Regions from separate parts of the Mus musculus genome. Here region 1 is linked to region 2. The links are chromatin loops, found by intact Hi-C in ENCODE. Cell type or tissue: gastrocnemius. All regions are shown on one strand.

What was found. Peaks named below come from ENCODE experiments on the same cell type or tissue, not always from the same donor. Only the 100,000 strongest peaks of a DNase experiment are listed, where the experiment ranks them.
Region 1: a loop joins it to region 2, with 2.4 times the contacts of the local background. A loop is called at or near these places in 4 of 42 quality-filtered maps.

The regions. Positions count from the first base shown.
Region 1 is chr10:118,996,077-118,998,576 of GRCm38, forward strand. All of the region lies in intron 1 of Gm33624 (a long non-coding RNA gene), which reads right to left. Among named protein-coding and RNA genes, the nearest start is that of Gm33624, 9.9 kb to the right of the region's middle. In gastrocnemius, no CTCF peak of the experiment used is centred here; no DNase peak of the experiment used is centred here.
Region 2 is chr10:119,065,074-119,067,573 of GRCm38, forward strand. Gm33861 (a long non-coding RNA gene) reads right to left here. Exons shown (of 4, transcript XR_380851.2): 4 at 2,332-2,500. Among named protein-coding and RNA genes, the nearest start is that of Gm33861, 9.9 kb to the right of the region's middle. In gastrocnemius, a CTCF peak has its summit at 1,077 (motif pointing right); DNase peaks (open chromatin) are centred at 541 and 1,108; H3K4me3 peaks cover 964 bases; H3K27ac peaks cover 1,177 bases.

The sequences.
Region 1 (2,500 bases), 69 kb before region 2:
GCCCTGACCTCTGAGAAGACAGACTCATGAAACAGAGAGGAAGTAACCAGCCTTGTGGCACTTATAGGATAGAAACTGTTTAATTGAATTACAAGCTCGTTGAGGAATGAGCCAAAACTTGTGGCTGAAGCACTTAGTCATATATAATAAGTCTCAAGAGTCATTATTTCCAGAATGGGGGCAGAGGTGAAAAATCCTGCAATTACAATGCAAGACCCAGGAAGTTCCTAAAATTTACAAGACTCCCAAGAACCCCTACCCCAAGGTTCTATGTGCAGTAGCAATTGCTTGGACGAAGGCAATCTGAGCACTAGGTCTGCTTGCCAGTCATGCATAGGCTTCAGGGATACAGCTTTTATTAGCTGTCACCTAAGCTGGAGTCAACTGTTTGCTGCTGCACCTGACGCTTAGTCATCTATGTTCCCATAGCTAACTCCTCACCTATGCTCCTGTGAGCAACCCCAATAAACTCACTGGTCCATCAAGACAAACTTGGATGCAATCTTTGGCTTGTCATTAGTGCCCTATAGTGACTGGGTGGGTAGAGTGTCTCCCCAGGAGAGTCAAACGAGATGCTTTAAAGTACTACCTCCCTGGGAAGCTAAGAAAGTTCACAACTGACAAGTGTCACCCTCAGTTCACCAGAGAGAAGAGAATTGGAACACTGGTGGGCGAGAGGTAAACGTCCACAGGAGTCAGCTCCTGAGCCCATTTGCACACGGGGAAATTTTAAATGAAATTTAACTTGACTTTTTTTTTTTTTTTAATTTTCTCTCTTTTCTGGAACTGGCCATGATGGGTTCAAATCTCGACTCAGCCGGTAGTTAGCTGAATGATTCGCAGTATGTTATTTGATCCCTCTGTGCCTGGCTTTCCCCAGTGTCAAACGGACATAGTAGAACTATGTTTCTCGGAGGTGCTTGTAAAGGTTAAAGTGCTTCTACCAGTCGCTGGCACATAGCAAGGACAGGTTCTTGTTCAGCCCATGTATTCTAGATCTTAATGTCTTTTCCATTTAAAGGCAGAATTCACGCAACTTCAGTGTTCTTGCAGTCACTTCAGAAGGTGAGAACAGGTCTCTCAGGACTCAGTCCAGTTTCCTGGTCAACTTACATCAGCCATCTCCACCCCTACCTTCCAAACATGCTTCTCCCCACCCATTGCTCCGCCCTTTCCCCCTCACCTTTGCTCCACTGTGTCAGTTAGCTTCTTAACCTCAGCCTGCATCTCCACTAGAGACTTCCTCTGTTGAGGTTTTGTCTTTTACTGTGTATTGTAGTGCTAAGACAAGGGAGCTATGTGACCTTGCCTCCAAGTTATTTTTGATTGGTGAATAAAGGACTCCTATACTTGGGCAGAAGAGACACGGGCAGGGTTTAGGTTTCCTGGGCTTGGGGGGGGGGGGGGTCAAGGAGGAGACACAAACAGAGTAGAAGGTGAAGGAGGAGGAGGAAGATGCTGTGGGTTGGGAGTCAAGAAAATGTGAGCATGAGAGCTGGCCAACTGGAGCTAAGAGCAGCCCAGACGAAATATAATAAGTTATATAAAATAAAATATAATAACTCAGGGTTATCCACAGGAAAGTAGATTCTAGTAGCATACAGAGTAGATGTCTGCCCAGCTCCTCTACTGTTTAAGGCTTACTGTAAATATAAAGGTTGTGTGTGTCTTTTATCCGGAGACTGAGTGATCAAAGAGTAGACACCCCGGGTCAGAGTTAAATAGTTTCTACATCATCCCCCTGGAGTGCTCCCGAGCCGTTTCACCAGTTAGGATGTTTTATACCCTACTTACTAGGGCACTTAGTACTTTATTAGTTCCTTGCATCTCCCAGACTTACCAGATTGCAAAGTCCTTGCAGACAAAGCCATGTTTTAGTCCTTTCGAGAACTCTTGAGTTTCTGAATCCAACAATTTTCATATAGTCAGTCCTAAGTTTATCTTGGAAATTAACGTCTAAATTTCAAGCATTCAAAAGTCAACAGTAAAACAGTTGATTTTTGAGTCAGACAGACTTTAATTCTGGCCCTGTCAATATTTGCCGTGGAGCTCTGGGCAGTAATCCTATCAGCTCCTCGTGTGTTCATCAGGATGGTGGAAATTGCCTATTGCTCCCTTAGAATGCTGTCCTAGTACTGAAAGAGGCAATGCATAGCAGTCCTGAAAATGACCTAGGATTCCATAAGACTGCTGTCCATAGGTGAGGCTGTTGTCTTGTTACCTTCTTCATTCTTTTAACACACCTGGAGTTCTTAAAGAAGTATTTATTTATTTATTTATTTATTTATTTATTTATTATATGTACGTACTCTGTAGCTGTCTTCAGACACCCCAGAAGAGGGAGTCAGATCTTGTTCGGGGTTGTTGTGAGCCATCATGTGGTTGCTGGGATTTGAACTCAGGATCTTTGGAAGAGCAGCCAGTGCTCTTAACCACTGAGCCATCTTTCCAGCCCCTCATCTAGAGTTCTTTAGTTACAGTGAAATATCATCCCAGCTGC
Region 2 (2,500 bases):
AGGACCACACCGGACACCCTCTGCCTAGAACCAGAGAGATGCTTCTCGAAGATCAGCCGTGGTTCAGGCCACGCTGATGCGAACCCCTTCAGTGGACAAGAAAGCACGGAGGCTAAGATTGCCACTTTTGCCCCTGCTGCCTCGGAGGAAAACAAGCAATAGTCTCAGCTTGAGAACTCAAAGCGAAGGGACTCTGGGGCCATCGCGGTGTACGGGGGACCAGATCATGGTCTTAGCCCGTGAGTCCCGTGGCCCTGTGACTACTTTAAGTAAATTAAAGCACGCTGCTTTCTTTCTGGAATTCAAGGACAATGGATCCTGCCCATGGCAGACCTTGGCAGACCTCTCAGAACTCCTGGCCACTGGGTTTTTTTGTTTTGTTTTGGGTTTTTTTTTTTTTTTTTGGCTTCTTGCCACGTGTCATTAGTGACCTATTTTCCCTGCTGTGAGCTCAGCCATATCGAAGGCCCCTGAATCAGCAGTTTCTCCTCCACTTTGCTGGCTCCAGGCTGGTGAAACCGACACTAGCGTCACAGAGCATGCCACCTCGTATGCTCTCCCTCCCGTCCTCGGGGGAGGCGGAGAGCACGTGATCCTGATAAAGACGTAGGCTTTGACCTGAGGCTGCCTGGGAGAGCCCAGCTGTCGTGCCTCCTCCAGATAAACCGCTGAACCTGGGATTATTTTAGCTGAATAAGTAATCAGAACTAAAAATAGCCTTAAACTGCCTGGGCTTTGTTTAAACCCTGCCCAGGTGGGAAAGATAAGGTTTTTTGTTTTGTTTTGTTTTTTTAAATATAATCTAATTACAAAAGCATATTTTAAAACACTTTACTCCAAAATGCAAAAACTACTTTTACAACACGCCTATTTGGAATATAGTGCTCAGTTAATCTGGCTCTCTGAAAAAAAGAAAATGCCGTCATTTGAATTGCATACCGAGTTGAGATTACCAGTTGTTAAAAGCAACCAGAAATTGTGCTTAAACCTTCTAGGGATATCTTCAAACATAAATCCACGTGGGAAAATTACCCTTTGCTGCTTTAAAAACCAGCAAAAGCGAGCTTGCTGCCAGGCCTATTAATCTAGAAGCCACGTCCCACTAGAGGGCGCTGTCCTGGTCCGTCCTTCTCAGCCTCAGCGGCTTCCTGCTTTGTCCCTTTGCAGAGTGCTTCTTTTTTTTTTTTTTTTTTTTTTTTTTTTTTTTTTTGTTTTTTTTTGTTTTTTTTTTTTGTTTTTTTTTTTTTTCCATTTTTTATTAGGTATTTAGCTCATTTACATTTCCAATGCTATACCAAAAGTCCCCCTTACCCACCCACCCCCACTCCCCTACCCACCCACTCCCCCCCTTTGGCCCTGGCGTTCCCCTGTACCGGGGCACACAAAGTCTGCGTGTCCAATGGGCCTCTCTTTCCAGTGATGGCCGACTAGGCCATCTTTTGATACATATGCAGCTAGAGTCAAGAGCTCAGGGGTACTGGTTAGTTCATAATGTTGTTCCACCTATAGGGTTGAAGATCCCTTTAGCTCCTTGGGTACTTTCTCTAGCTCCTCCATTGGGAGCCCTGTGATCCATCCATTAGCTGACTGTGAGCATCCACTTCTGTGTTTGCTAGGCCCCGGCATAGTCTCACAAGAGACAGCTACATCTGGGTCCTTTCGATAAAATCTTGCTAGTATATGCAATGGTGTCAGCGTTTGGATGCTGATTATGGGGTGGATCCCTGGCTATGGCAGTCTCTACATGGTCCATCCTTTCATCTCAGCTCCAAACTTTGTTTCTGTAACTCCTTCCATGGGTGTTTTGTTCCCACTTCTAAGGAGGGGCATAGTGTCCACACTTCAGTCTTCATTTTTCTTGAGTTTCATGTGTTTAGGAAATTGTATCTTATATCGTGGGTATCCTAGGTTTTGGGCTAGTATCCACTTATCAGTGAGTACATATTGTGTGAGTTCCTTTGTGATTGTGTTACCTCACTCAGGATGATGCTCTCCAGGTCCATCCATTTGGCTAGGAATTTCATAAATTCATTCTTTTTAATAGCTGAGTAGTACTCCATTGTGTAGATGTACCACATTTTCTGTATCCATTCCTCTGTTGAGGGGCATCTGGGTTCTTTCCAGTTTCTGGCTATTATAAATAAGGCTGCTATGAACATAGTGGAGCATGTGTCCTTCTTACCAGTTGGGGCTTCTTCTGGATATATGCCCAGGAGAGGTATTGCTGGATCCTCCGGTAGTACTATGTCCAATTTTCTGAGGAACCGCCAGACTGATTTCCAGAGTGGTTGTACAAGCCTGCAATCCCACCAACAATGGAGGAGTGTTCCTCTTTCTCCACATCCTCGCCAGCATCTGCTGTCACCTGAATTTTTGATCTTAGCCATTCTCACTGGTGTGAGGCAGGGCTGGGGCGCGTTTCATCGTCACAACAATTCCTTCCTCCCTCTAGAGACACAGCCCCACCCAAGCAGTGCACCTGGCGGCCCCTCTGGGGCTA